2 separate regions of the Homo sapiens genome follow, and region 1 is linked to region 2. The links are chromatin loops, found by intact Hi-C in ENCODE. Cell type or tissue: GM12878. All regions are shown on one strand. Region 1 overlaps STT3B (STT3 oligosaccharyltransferase complex catalytic subunit B). Region 2 overlaps STT3B (STT3 oligosaccharyltransferase complex catalytic subunit B).

Region 1 (8,000 bases), 58 kb before region 2:
CGTGATTATTACACATGCCTGTATCAAAAGACATAAATAGAATGTACCCCATAAAATTATGTATTTACTGTGTACCTACCAAAATTAAAATAAAAAATTAAAAACAAGCAAATGCAGAATCTCACAAACAACATTCTATTTTTTAATTATATCCTTTGAGACAACGAAAAAGAAGTGTAAGTATAAAATGTTTTTGTATCCGAGTTATTTTCTTACCCATCATGATTGTATGAGGCCAGGACTACACTTGGACTAGAGTAGGCATTGCTTGTGACCCAGGTACAGTGGACAGCAAACATCATCAATAGCATCAGCATCAACATGGTGACAATGCTTTTTATATTAGGGCCTAATCCCTCTTCAGTTTTTTCCTGTTCAGTTGCATGTTTCCTCACTTTACCTGCCTAAAGATATTAAAAAAATTGGTTAGACAAATTCATTATTTGACTTGCTTCATTAAGATACTCAATGGAAAAAGTTGAGAGACTGTTTATCTATCAATTTAATTCTATGACTCAGAAAATGTATAACCATCAGATATTCTTATGTGGGTGATGGAGTGTTTTCTAAGTCAAACGTGAATAAGGTTTCCTGGGAATATACCAATCCAGAAACTGGTCACAGAGCAAAATAATTATCTCCAGTAAGAAGCTGCTTTCAAACCCAGTTGTCCTTATACTTTAATTAAATACAAAGGAGATTAACCAAATGACCCCATTCTGGTGAAATCTTAATATGTAAATTCTTATAAAATCTGAATTCCACATCCTGAAAATGGCAATGCTCAGCTATAATTTTGACCATGTACCACTTTAGTATAGGAAAAAACTGCATTAACAGAATCAGTCTTCCGATTTCGAAACCCTAAAACCAACAGACTTGTTAAAACTACGATTACCTTAAAAAATCACCTTCCCCAACAGAAAAGGGAAGAGAGAATAGAAAAAGTCACAACTTCTAAATTTCAAGGCTGGTTAAGAAACCACAAAGCAACAAAAAAACCCCAACAATAACAACAAACACAAAAATCAGGAATGTGGGTTTATTAACACACATCTTTATGAATTACATTCATCTTATAGAAGGAAAGAATTTCAAAGTTATTACTGATACTGGGAAGTTTAATTTATTAGTATTTTAAAATCCAGGCAATATTCAAATAGCAAAGTTTAATATGTCATCCAAGACAAGTGCTCTAATTCTTACAAGTCCTTTTCACACTTGCACCAACTGAGAAACTATAGATTAAAAATAAATTACCTGTATTGGCCAGTTACCTATTGCTAACGAACTGGAGGGTTTTAAAAAAGGCATTTTGCTCCCTTCATTTTACTGTTCAACCAATCAAATGTCACTTCCAAAATATTTTGAAAGTATGCACTGAGTATGGACCTCAAGGATAAGCACCTGTCTGTCCACATGGTTTCAGAGGGGTTTACAGTGCCAAATGTTATGTAATTTAGTACAGCATAAAGTTTTTGCTCTCAAAAATGGAAGGGTATATTAACAAGGGTATATATCTTAAGTATTTAGATAACAAATTACCAAAAAGAGGAATTCCTTCTCTGATTACATTCTATTTTCTAACTCTGAGCTAAAGGACTGACCAGGATTCATATTTTGAGGCAAACAGTGGAGACCAACTAGAAAAGTCACAGTTTGTCCAAATCATCATTTAATAACATTTCTTGATATGTATAGTTCTTACTGTGGTGGAAAAATTAAGAAAGGACATAGACAATTTAAAGGCCTTACTTTAGATTCCCCACCTTATCATACAAATTTCCTTGGTTTCTTTTGTCATCCTCATCACTGCTGTCCTCCACAGGTGGATTTTCCCTTTTCATGTCATCCCCCAAATAGTGCTCAAAAACATTTGAAAAGGCAATTGCAGACAGCATACACACGACTGGAGTCAAAGTCAACATCAGTCGCACCATCACTCCAGCAAAGTAGACAGCACTGATTGCATATAGAGCAACTGCAAAGACAAATTCTCTTACAATATGTTGGAGGGAAAAAGTTCCCAGGAAACTGAACTAGATACTTAAAACTATAAAACCAACCTGGAATTATATAAATGTCTCACAAACGATCTAATTGTTTCTAAATTGATACTACTGAACAACTGATTAATTAGCCACATTTAGAAATTATAACTAGTGTTCACTAAATAAAACCTACACATCCACAGTTTAGAAAAATGTATATGATTCAAATTTAATTAGTTATGAAGAATTAGACTTAATTCACTATTTGTCAATAACATCATAAAAAACCCATAGCTGGCAGATAAAAACATATTTGTGCATGACATCTCCAGGCAAAATAAATTTATAGATTTAAAATCTATAAAAAGCCAGTGCCAATATCTGGCATAAAACCTGCTTTAAAACAAAAACGGGATGAGAAGAACGTAAGTTATTAATCAAAGGAGGAACCTGCAAAGTTACTGCCAAGAAACTTAAAAAAAATTTTTGAAACAAATTTCCAATAGCCAGAGCTTTCTGGATAATGTGCTAACCACAGGAAAAGACTCTAACTATTTCTGGCTGAAGGCTATGTATAACTTTACAAATTCAGTGAGTCATGTGAGCTCCTACCTTATCTGATGCTAATTAAATTTTTCTTCCTGACTAAAAAATACATCGCATCATATTCTTAAGTGTGTATCTCAATGAATTTGTATATATACACACCTGTGTAACTACAACCCATAATGATATAGAACATTTTTATATGTCCTCATGCCTCTTCTCAGTCAGTAACAACCCCCTCCCCTATCAAAAAAGGTAACCACTATTTAGACTTCTAAAGAATTAGTATTCCTTATTGTTGAACTTTACAGGAATGTAACCACATAAAAATGTTCTCTTTTGTATTGGCTTCTCTTATTTCCCCATCCTGTTCTTTAATGATTGTTGTGTTGTATTCCACTACAGATATACAAAAATTTATTCATGCTACTGCTGATGACTTTGGAATATTTACTATTAGGGGTTACTGTAGATAAAATTACTAATGCATTCTTAAACATGTCTTCTGGTAGACATATGCACTCACTTCTCTTAGATATATACATAGGAATGGGATTACTGAGTCATGAGGTTTAAGTTAAATCTTCTTGAATGATGCAGTATTAACAGGGCCTCATCCAGGATCCATTAACCTAGAGAACAATGAGTGTGCAATCCTTTAAACTGAACCCCTACAGGTGCTGTTCTTTCTTTCCTGATTCATGTGTCACTCATGGTCCAGATCCTATAATTGTACAAGTTTCTAGCACTACAAATTACTTACCAACTGGTGTGATCCTGTGCACGTGATAAAGTTTTTCTCAGTTTCAGTTTTTATCTCATACAAAACAACCACAGCATATTTCATGTGTGATTAAATCATGTAGAAGCCTTTGATATCTGCTTATTTTGTCCACTTATATTAGAAATATAGAACCCTAAATACTTGGCATTTAAATATTTTGTATTTCAAGTCTTATTAGTTGGAAATATACAAATCTGTCAATGAAGAGGATGTTTAGTGAAAGGTGATCCTTATTCCGCTATAAAATGGTCTTTGCTCTGAAATCTGGAAGATGAATGTCCCTAAAAACTTCTTCCTACTTAAATAAAATTTTACTCAGAAAACAAAGTCAAGGCTATTGTCAACAAAGTTAAAATTTTCAATTCTCAAACACAAACTACAACATTAACCTCTCAGAAACCATAATATACTAGTCCTAAATTAAAACAATCAAAATACTTAATACAAATTCAATGAATTTTTTTCTTTTTTTTTTTTTTTTTGAGACAGAGTCCCGCTCTGATTCCCAGGGTGGAGTGCAGTGGCTTGATCTTGACTCACTGCAACCTCCGCCTCCCAGGTTCAAGCAATTATCCTGCCTCAGCCTCCTGAGTAGCTGGGATTACAGGCATGCACCACCATGTTCGGCTAATTTTTGTATTTTTAGTAGAGACAAGGTTTCACCATGTTGGCCAGGCTGGTCTCGAACTCCTGACCTCAGGTGATCCGCCCGCCTCGGCCTCCCAAAGTGCTGGGATTACAGGCGTGTGCCACCATGCCCAGCCTCTCAGTGAATTTTTCTTGGTTAAGCACCTATGCAAAATAAAGGAGAAAATTTATCTTGAATATATAGAGTCAAACATAGAAAAACAAAAATTTAAAGTAAATAATCTCAAAAAGAAAAATAACTATTCCATATCAAAGTATTCATTAAAAACCTCTCTTACCAAATACTCTTTCATCGTTGATATTTTTGATGCAGAACCAAAGGCCTGCTGGGAAGGTACATACAAGAATATGTAGATCAAAGAAGAAAGACACCCAAGTCGTAGGTTGATGCTCAGACACTGATGCAATAATTGGAATGTGTATTTTTGCATACCTGGTATTAAAAAAGTTAATATTGTTTACAATTAAGTGATAAAACAGGAGTTCCTTTTAGATGAAGAAATCTTGTTTGGTTGTAGAAATGGTACCTACTCCCTACCCCTTCTTATTTAAATATACCTTCCAAGGTAACCAGTTATACTGGATAGTTTCTGTTTGGTCTACACTGGTAAAACTAAAACTAATATGCCCTCTGTAAAATTCAGAGAATTATCTAGATCCAGACATGAGAATGTTGGCTCTGAATTCCAATACAGAAATCTCTGTTCAACTGGCAATTTGTTCTGTAGTTTAAGTCAGCATTTTTCATGTTTGCATCAACGAGTCTCATTACCTTTTGGAATTATTACTACAGACTGAATATCCTTTATCTGAAATGCTTAGAACCAGCAGTGTTTCAGATTTTAGAATATTTGCATTATACTTACCAGTTCAGCATCTCTAATCTGAAATTCTGAAATGCTTCAATAAGCATTTCCTTTTAGCATCATGTTGGTGCTCAACAAGTTCATGATTTTAGAGCGTTTCAGATTTTGAATACTCAACCTGTAGCAGAAATACTTTACCCAATAATTACACCTTACACAATAATGCCTTGCTTGACATGAAGCTGGCATGGAGACAGGTGAAGGAAATGGAAAGGACTGAAAAAATTATTACTGAAACACCCTGAGATTCTAAAGTAGTCAATTAATTGACTACTTTATAATATAACTGCACAAGTTATATTATAATATTACAATTTTACTTTACAGTTATATATAACTGTATAATTTATTTTACAGTTATATTATTACTTTATAATATAACTGCACAAGTTAACCTAGTAATTTAACCTAATCAGAATAACATTCTACAACTTGGGTTATCCTTCAAATTCGTTAGTGATCCACAGGCTGAACTCTTGAAGTATGTGTCTAATTGTTAGTTCCAGTCATTCATGCATAATTTGCTTATGTCCTTTAATTAGACCTGGACACAAGTCCTTCTGGTATCACATCAGAAAGCATGTCTGTTCAATAAATTGTTTTTTATTGAGCCACCTGGGGAGTAACAAGACAGAACAGCAGGAACAGAGGAGGGGCATAAATTATAATCAATAGATATTTTCTAATCTCCAGGAAAACATTTTAGAGAAAAAAAGTTTTATTGAACTAGTCTAATTCAAAACCAAATGTATTAACTCATTTTATAACAGCACTTTAAAAAAAAAAACCACAACAGATATATATTCTCTTGTGTTTCACAGATTTAAAAAAACAAAAAAACTTAGATCAGATGGTATTAGAAAAAATTAAATTTTCTTCCTATCTATGGCAATTAAACAGTATCCTTAAGAATTCTTAAGAATAAAAAATTATTACTAAAGATGAAAATGTTATAAAAGACAAATCAATCTTTAAATTGCACAAAGGTAACCTAAATATTCTTACAAACAAAACGGAAACAAGGAGTTGCCCATGCAGAACAGTAATACACAACGTACATTTCATACTAAAGATGCATTCAGAACAGGTATCATAACAAGATAAAGTAAAAGGAATTTAACATTTACTAAACTAGCATCTTTGGTACTTAGAAGTGTTGCCCAAGAACTGAGTGAAACACTGACAAAACAGATAAAAACAAAGGAAAAGCAGTATTTCAATAAATATGATGCCAAATAATGTAACTGTACTTACCCAGTATCCCACAATGAATAAAACCTGCCACTCCATGGTGCAATGTAACCTTGGAAGGAAAAACATGGATGAAATTAATCTGCCTTTTTATTATTTTGTAAATCTTTTATTGCCTTTATGTTTATTGCTAATTATAGATAGACAAACTAATGTTCAAAGAATTTCAGTTTTCATTTATAGGTGTCAACCTATTTCAGACAGTTGGCAGTCAGAAAAAATAAGGTAGTGATCAAATAAAAACAATATCCATGGAGAACCCACTTCCAGAGAAACACATTTGAGATAAAGTTGTAGAAAGTTTTCCAATTCTCTTAAGCTTTTAGTTGACTAATAAGGCTAAGGCATTAAACAAGACCAGATCATTTAAAAAAAATAAAATAAACGGGGGGCAGGGGAAAGGGAGTTTCTAAATGATCTAGTCCAGTATGCCATATCCCACCAGATAAATTCAAAGATGATTTTAAACACTCACGGCTTTTACATTAATTTGACAGAATAAATTTAGAAAGAATTCAATTTGTTTCTAAGGACTGGTAAATAAAGGTTAGAGGGTAACTTAGAATCCAGAAGCAGACTGAAACTGATTCTGTTAGTAAACTGCTGAAAAGTAGGGGAGAAAGAGGGAGTGTGTGTGCATGCAAGAGAAGGTGAGCATATAACAGGTAAATAACAGAAGCTCTGATTTTTTTTTTCTTTTTATAGTTTGGGACTATTCATCCAGCAAGAGAAGGACGCTTAAAAGTAGATTTATCAGAGCTTGATGCCACAAAATTAAGATATACTATTCAAAAAAAAAAAAAAAGAAAAAAATCACTTTGTAGTCATGCTGTTATTCAGATTTTAGAAACTTTGGCTATTTTTCTTATATTGTTTGTATAGACAATATTCACACCCTACAGGTGATAACACGTACCTGTATAAGTCAAATAGATGACACTAAGGAACACAGCACCTGCAGCTAGTGATACACCCAAAAAGAAAAGGGTCTGGAACTCTTGTTTTGTTAATCGGTCTCTCAGATACTGCAAGAAAGCATAAGCTTGCAGCAATGCAAAGACACCTAATTAAAGAAAAGGGTCACATAATCAACAAAGCAGTTTTCCAAGGTCATTTAAAAACTTTCATTTGAAAGAGCTTCTTAGAATGTCCTGCACCATTCATATCAAAGACTACTTATTTCATCTAGCCAACATTTCCTTTGTCAAATGACAGTTGCCTAATTAATACATCCAAAAAATTCTGTGACTTTTTTTTTTTTTCCTAAATGATCAGACTCCTTACACATGTACCAGACCAAAGGGGAAAAAAAATCCCATTTGAATAACAAGCCTATTTAACACATTAAGTTCCTCCCTTTCCTCTATATTTTAGGGGGGTTTTCTGGGGTGGAGGGAAGTAATTTTTCAAAATCACTGAAAAACAATTCTCCGATTTGTTTTGCTGAAGGATACAAAGACTTAGGATCAGGATAATCTTGATATATAGTTACTATTTATAACTGAGTAATAAGATGTGACCTTAATTACACATTTAGACAAGATTCTAAATTTGTATCAGGGCTCATGCCAAATTATGGCATCTTGGCATTTGAGAAACCAGCAGAAACTGGGAAGTCTCTCTCATCTTTTCTGTTTGTTCTCCCCTGAGGCAGGTCATAAAATAATTCTCTGACCTTCCTGTAAGTAGGTTATAAGATCCTCATTCCAGAGGGGTCCTTCTAACACCCAGAGGAAAAGATGAAGACACAGAGACACCAAGAAGAATATGAACAAATAGGCCTTAAGTTCTTCCCAGTCTGTTGCCATTAGATCGTACTTCTCTTTGTCCAATCTTATTTCTACATGACTGTCCACTCTTCATCAAACCTAAGCATAAAAATACAGTTTCCCTGCCTTTTTAAAATTTTCACTT
Region 2 (8,000 bases):
CTGGTGCCCACATTCTTAAGCATGATCACAAGGTGATTCCAAACAGCAACAGGGCAATTAATGCAGGTAAATCATTTGTATCACCTTCTGGGCACTGCGAACCTTAAAGATTTCAAACTGTTCCCAGTATCTCAGGGATTCCAGACAAGAGTGGGGTACCAGAATGGACACACAGTTTTGAATGACATATGGTACCATCTTATATAACCTTACCTATTTGTCTATTTATATATGGGGCTTTTGTACAAACTCATTTGAAGAAAGGATTCAAATGCTAAACAAGTATTTGAAAACAATGGCATGCGTATCTATAGATCTATATCTATATATGTTTAAAATATCTAAAACAAAAACCACTGGTGTAGTTCTCTTAAGATCTGTTAAGATGCAACTTTGAACCTTAAAGCTTATGCCCTTTCTAAAGTTACTTTGGAAATAAAAGGACAGAGAAGTCTAATATATGTCTGACTGTACCATTTCAGATTTCAATTCTTTGGTATAGGTATGTCTTAAAAAATCATGGCCAGAAACCTTTATTAAGTACTGCTTGACCAGTAACAACCATCCTCACTCACCACCTTACAAGGGTCATACATAATTGTTGGTTTTACCAAACAAATCCTCCAATAAGTGTGACTATCACAAAGAAACAAAGCCAAGTAGTCCCTATCTCTAGCTCACATTTCTCTCCTTTTTGGCACCTTTCTCATACTTCTTATATTAACCAATTCAACCACTGTCAATCTTCAGATAACTGAACTCTTCTCAGTAAGCTATAATTTGTCATCTTTACTTCTCCGAAGTTTAGTTCTTACAAGGTTATGAGTAAGTATGTGTACACTTCATTATCAAAAAAATGTACAACAACTCCTTCCTCTTTCAACCAACAAATGCTTATTTTATCTCAATCCCTCCTCTGATCACAGCCAAGTTTGTCACATAATGTTACACAACTACTTGGGAGATTGTCCAATGAGAAATATAATGTCTGCCTGCTATCATTTGAATAGTAAGTGTAACAAAAAGAATGAAGAAATGGAAAAGCATTTGTTCTCACATAATTTTTCCTTCCTGCTTTTACAACTCTGAGATATAAAAACAAGAAACAGGAATTTCTATTTGGTCTAAAAAGGCCAGTTCATCTTTGTAATACACGTTATACATGGATCAACAACTAATCTGAGAGAAAGCAAAGTACCAATTTCTCATGAAAAAGAAAGAATGAGAGAATGCAAGGAAGGAAAGAAGACAGGCAGGCATGTTAAAAGGTTAAGCCTATTGTTTCTATTGTCCATTATTTGCAACATCTTCCAAGAGATACAGAACTTCCATTATTATCACCATAATTATTATATATTGGTATTTTGATTTGAATAAATTATTTATGGGATTTAAAGTTTAACAATTGGTTCGGAATCTCTTCCTCTTTCTGGTCATCAGGTACTTTCTAATCCCCCAGGAATTTAAAGTATGATTGTTTCTCTTCTTTCACTGAAATTAAAAAATCTCATTTTACTTTTTATTGGCAATCCTTCCTTTATACGTAACCCTGATGAACTTTGCACCTTGCATTCTACCTTTTCCAATCTAATATACGAAATAGCATTGATTTACAGATTTGTCTCCTCCACTGGATTGGAAGGTCCTTGAGAAAAGAAACCCCCAGCCTAAGAGAATAATGAAAACAACAAAATCAATAAATTGTTAACATTTTATGAGTGGTTATTATGCCTTAAATACCTTTGTTATTAATAATTTGATCTTTATGACAACTTATTGAGATGTATATTATTGTCATTCCCTATTTACAGATGAGAAGATGGAAGCACAAAGAGGTTAAGTAACCTGCTCTTACTCAAGGTTAGACAAGTCAAAGCAGCAAAGCCAGGGGTCTATTTCACATCATTTTGCCTCTGGGCAAATATGAAGGAATCAATCTTCCAACTCCTAGCACCAAGGACGGTGCCTGGTATATATAGTAAAGTTAATAAAATATGTGTTAAAGCTCCTCTGAACTATTTTATATATGACCCAATTTTAAAGCATTTTTACACAACTGTCGCCCGAGCAAAGTGATTTAGTGCCAGTGTGAGGTTGTAAATGATGTGAAATGTTTAAACATTCCCACTTTACTAAGGTAAACTATTTTTTTTATATAGAAATATACTATTCAGATAGAGGGCACTAAAATAGTGTAACTGGTTTAATTAAATTTTCATTCAGGGAATACTCCCGTATACTTGATATTCAATGCTGTTTGGGTCCCGGTTCATGTTCTGGCCTCTGAAGTCTTTCATCAACAGTCACTCACAGAACCATTTAGTATTGTATACAGAAACGGAAAACACCTGCTGCAGTCAGCTACTCGGGAGGCTGAGGCAGAAGAATTGCTTGAACCCGGGAGGTGGAGGTTGCAGTGAGCCAAGATCGCGCCCACTACACTCCAGCCTGGGTGACAGAGCAAGACTCCATCTCAAAAAAAACGTCTGAATAAGGGTCTAATTTCCACAATTACCAATTTCAGCACTTGTTCTGGCTCTATCCTAACACTATTCACACCACTTTTCTAACTCTATCCTGGCCACAGGGGCATTATATCTGTTCCTTCAACATATCAACTTTTTATCTGCTAAGAGGAATGCTCTTAACCCAGATCTTTGCAGGGCCCTAATTCCTTGTCATTCTGATTTTAGTTCAAATATTATCTCAGAAAGGCCTTCTTTCACTTCTCAATCTACAGTAGTGGCCCCATAGCCATGGTCTACAAACACATCAAACACTAGTTAGCATATTACTTTTTTAATAGCCTTTATCACTAACTAAAATTATCTTGATCTTTTTATTTACTTGTTTGCTTGCCTATCTGAAAAATAAGCTCCATCACAACAAAGATCCTTGTATATATCCCAAATGCTTAGTACTGTGTCTGGCACATAGTTATCACACAATAAATATTTGTTAAATGACTGAATGTTAAAGGCACTCACCATGCATACTAAAATAATTTGCTCTACTAGTTTAGATAAGCAATCAAAACCAATAAAAATCAATGCTGAAGATAGTTGACTAGATGTATCTGGTACTTGTCTCATCTATGGAGAGGAACCACAATAGCGAGTAAAAAAGATCACCTGAGAGAGAACAATGAAATTCAAGAGAGTAGTGATGGGAAGCATCAAAAGCAAGGAAAAAGAGGGAAACAAGCCTGTTCGGCTGGGATCAGGTAGGAGGCTGGAGTGGCTTATAATGCAGAAAAAGGGTGAGAGACCCCCTAAGGTCTACATTCCCACTGGAACCACTAGGACTCCTAAAATCCTAGCCACAGGAGAGCTCCTTGACCCTCTCAGGTCCCAAGACTAACAGGGAGCTGCCTGAAGTCCACGCGAAAGCACTGCTCCAGAGAGACAGCTCATGCTGGATCCCACGAATCACTCGAACCTAAGCAGCTACAACATGGTGCCATTTTGAGAACACAGGCCCCATTAAACTGCATCCTGCTGCCAGGGCCACTACAAGGCAGCGATACTGCCCACCCCAGCAGAGGGCGACTGTGAATTTTTACCTGCGCTAAGGACAAATTCCATTGCTTACAGCCACTTGAGGGCTGCAGGCTGCTGCAGAGCCAAGGCAGGAAACCCATGCCCCGCCCCCAAGTTGCCAGCCTACAGCTACTCTGAAGGAAAGCAACCCCACCTTCCCTAGTAGAGCAGGGTTGCAATGCAGTTGCTGCTGGCCCCTCCTGAGCATTCCACCCACAAACTGGGGATCACCCCTCCCTTGCCTACCACTGCCAGCCGGTCCACCCAGCTAGCTCCATACCCCCACCAAAGCAAGTACCCAAACACACAATCCAAGGTGTGGATGATCTCTGGTGATCACCTCACTAAGTCCACCACCAGTGACACCTGAACACTACTCCCAGGGTCTGAGGTCAGGCCCACTTAACCTGCCACTACCAGCAGAGCTAGGACCCATACTCATGCATCACCTGCAGGTCTGGGGACCAGCCCACACAACTCATTGCAGCCACCACAATACCAGCACAGACACTTAGGTTCCAGGGAGTTGTCCACCGCTGCTACTGCAATCACCCATGCTACACCTGCTGCCCAGGGGCTCGAGAAGCTGCCCTCCCCTGCATGACCCACCACTGGAATCCCAGCACCTAAGCAGGCCACCTGGAGGCCTAAAATCAGCCTGGATGCACGAACGCTGTCACTGGCATAAGCTGCCCTCGGGCCAAAACACTGAGGGGATGCTCAGTTCACTGCTGCCACCACTGGGTCCAAAAGACTGTTACACCTGGTATCCCTGACCCCATCAAAACTTCACCACAGCCTCCACTAACAACCACATCTTAAGCCCCTGGGGAAATCACAGACACACTAATGCTGTTTACAGAAAAAAAGAAAATCATATGGAGACTACACACTACCACACACACACAGAATCAATACCAAAGTGCCATATCCAACCAACACCATACATATATCTTCAGGAAAAAATTCTCTCCAACAAAAGCAATGTCAAAAAATGCCATTACACCAGATGTGCAGATACCAAAGTAAAAACACAGGAAACATAAAAAAGAAAATATGATACACCTCCAAAAGAACACAGTAATTATCCAGCAACAGATCCCAATCAAAAAAATAAATTCACAACAAACTCATGGACACAGGGAGTAGAAAGATGGTTAACAGGGGCTGGGAAGAGTAGTTGGGGGTTTGGTGGGGAGGTGGGGATGGTTAAATGGGCACACACAAAAAAATTCCAGCACGAATGAATAAGACCTATTTGATAGCACAATAGGGTGACTATGGTCAATAATAACCTAACTGTATATTTTAAAAAAAAGAATGTAATTGGATTGTTTGTAACTTAAATGATAAATGCTTGAGGGGACAGATACCCCATTCTCCATGATGTGCTTATTTCACATTGTAAGTCTATATCAAAATATCTCACGTATCCCATAAATATACATACTTATCATGTACCCATAAAATTTTTTTAAAAAATAAAAAATTTTGAAAAAAAAAGAAATTCACAAAATCCCAGAAAAAGAACTCAAATTATTTATTCTAAAAAAACTCAGTAGGATACAAGAGAATTCTGAAAAACAATATAAAGAAATCAGAAAAACAATTCAGGATATGAATGAGAAATTTACTCAAGAGGTAGATATCATAAAAAAGAACCAAACAGAAATTCTAGAACATAAGAATTCATTGAATGAAATAAAAAATATATATGAAACCTTCAATGACAGACTAGATGGGGCAGAAGAAAACTCTCAGAACTTAGACAAGTCTTTTGAAATAACCTAGTCAGACAAAAATAAAGAAATAAATTTTAAAAACATGAACAAAGTCTTCATAAAAGACAACAGAAAGTGAACAAATATTAAAATTTTCAGTGTCCTAGAAGGTGAAGAGAAAACAAAAGATTTTAAAAGCCTATGTAACAAAATAATAGATGAAAACTTCCCAAGTCTAGCAAGAGATTTGGACATCCAGAGACACAAGGCTCAGAAATCTGCAAACAGATACAATGCAAAATGTTCTATCCACAATACATTACAGTCAAACTGTCAAAAGTCAAACATAAGGAGAGAATTCCACAAACAGCAAGAGAAAAGAGTCTAGTCACTTATAAAGAAACCCCCATAAGACTAATAAAAGATTTCTTAGCAGAAACTTATAGGCCAGGAAAGAAAGGGATAATGTATTGAAAGTGCTGAAAGAAAAAAAAATTGCTAATGATACTATATCCAGCAAATTATCCTTCATAAATGAAGGAGAAATAAAATATTTTCCAGACAAGCAAAAGCTAAGGAAATTCATAATCACTACACTAGCCTACAAGAAATGCTCAAGGGAGTACTTAATCTGGAAGTGAAAGGACAATATCTACTACCATGAAAACACACAAAAATATAAAAACCACTGGCAAAGCAACACACACACAAAGAAAAGACTCAAATGTTACCACTACTACAGAAAACCACCAAACCACAAAGATAAATTATGAGAGAAAGAACAGAACAAAATAACCAGAAATCAATTAATAAAATGACAGGAATAAACCCCCACATATTAATAATAATCCTGAATGTAAATGGATTAAACTTTCCACTTAAAAGATATACACTGGCTGAATGAATTAAAAAAATAAAAGACCCAACTATATGCTGCCTACAAGAAACTTATCTCACCTGTGAAGACACATATAGACTGAAAGTAAAGGGAAATAAATTCAGATATTCAATGCAAATGGAAACCAAAAGTGAGCACGAGTACCTACACTTAGATAAAGCAGGCTTTAAGTCAAAAAACAGTAAAAAGAGACAAAGAAGGTAATTATATAATGATAAGTGGATTCAACTAGAAGAAATAACAATTCTAAACATATACGCACCCAACACTGGAACACCCAGATATATAAAGCAAATATTACTAGATTTAATGGAAGAGATATATTCCAATACAATAATAGTTGGGGACTTTTAACAATCCACTCTCACCATCAGATAGATCATGTAGACAAAGTTACCAAAGAAACACTGGATTTAAACTGCACATTAGACAAAATGTACTTGACATGAACATTTCATTCAACAGCTACAGAATACACATTATTCTGATTAGCACAAGAAACATTCTCCAGGATAGACCATACAATAGAACACAAAACAAGTCTTAACGAATTAAAAAAGAAACAATATCAAGTATCTTCTCAGACCACAACAAAATAAAATGAGAAATCAATAACAAGAGGAACCTTGAAAACTGTACAAATACATGGAACTTAAACAACATGCTCCCAAATGGCCACTGGGTGAAGGAAAAAATTTTAAAGGAGAAAATAAAAAAAATTTCTTGGAACAAACAAAAATCTAAACATGACATACCCAAACCTATAAGAAACAGCAAAAACCATGCTAAGTTTATAGCAATAAACAACACCTACATAAAAAAAAAAATACAAAGACTCCAAATAAGCAATCTAATAATGCACCTCAAGGAGCTAGAAAAGAACAAACCAAACCCCAAATCAGAAGCAAAGAAATCATGAAAATCAGAGCAGAACTAAATGAAAGAGACAACACACACACACACACACACACACACACACACACACACACACACCCCAAGAATCAATGAAACAAAAACAAAAAGTTGGTTCTTTTGAAAAGATTTAAAAAAAAAAAAACCAATAAGGCACTTCCTAGACTAACCAAGAAAAAAGAGAAAGACCCAACTATAATCAGAAATGAAAACAAAGACACTACAAATTAGTACCACAGAAATACAAAAGATCATCAGAGACTACTACGAACAACTATCTAGAGAACCTACAGGAAACTGATAAATTTCTGGATAAGCATAACCTATCAAGATTGAATCAAGAATAAATTAAAAAAAAAAAAAACCTGAACAGACCAATAAATGAGTAATGATACAGAATTAGTAATAGAAGTTCTCCCAACAAAAAATGTCCAGGAATTGATGGCTTCACTGTCAAATTTTACCAAACTTTCAAGGAAAAACACACATCTATTCTCCTCAAACTATTCCAAACAACTGAAGGGGAGGGAATTCTCCTTAACTTTTTCTATGAGGCATTACCCAGATACCAAAACTAGACAAGGATACTACAACTGGCTAAAAGCCAATATCCTTGATGAACACAGATGCAAAATTTCTCAACAAAATCCAACAGTACATCAAAAAGATAATACACCATGATGAAATGGGTTTATACCAGGGAAGCAAGGATGATTCGACAGACACAAATCAATAAATATGATACATCACTTCAAGAAAATGAAGACAAAAACCCTATGATCATCTCAATAAGGAGAAAACATTTGATTTTTTAATTTTGAACTTAATCTTGAATTTGCAAGATCCCTTCATGATAAAAGCTCTCAGACTATGCATAAAACACACCTCAAAATAATAAACGCCATATATGACAAACCCAGAGCTAACATC

The links. A loop is a pair of places that touch in the nucleus more often than their neighbours do. Peaks named below come from ENCODE experiments on the same cell type or tissue, not always from the same donor. Only the 100,000 strongest peaks of a DNase experiment are listed, where the experiment ranks them.
Region 1: it touches region 2 in a loop (1.9-fold over the local background); 8 of 110 quality-filtered maps call a loop at or near these places.

What each region holds. Positions count from the first base shown.
Region 1 is chr3:31,616,078-31,624,077 of GRCh38, reverse strand. It overlaps STT3B (STT3 oligosaccharyltransferase complex catalytic subunit B), which reads right to left. Exons shown (of 16, transcript NM_178862.3): 7 at 7,003-7,149; 8 at 6,090-6,138; 9 at 4,248-4,402; 10 at 1,770-1,981; 11 at 217-404. Among named protein-coding and RNA genes, the nearest start is that of OSBPL10-AS1, 84 kb to the left of the region's middle. In GM12878, no CTCF peak of the experiment used is centred here; DNase peaks (open chromatin) are centred at 917 and 3,247; H3K27ac peaks cover 465 bases.
Region 2 is chr3:31,558,298-31,566,297 of GRCh38, reverse strand. All of the region lies in intron 1 of STT3B (STT3 oligosaccharyltransferase complex catalytic subunit B), which reads right to left. Among named protein-coding and RNA genes, the nearest start is that of STT3B, 29 kb to the right of the region's middle. RefSeq lists an enhancer at 4,359-4,528. In GM12878, no CTCF peak of the experiment used is centred here; no DNase peak of the experiment used is centred here.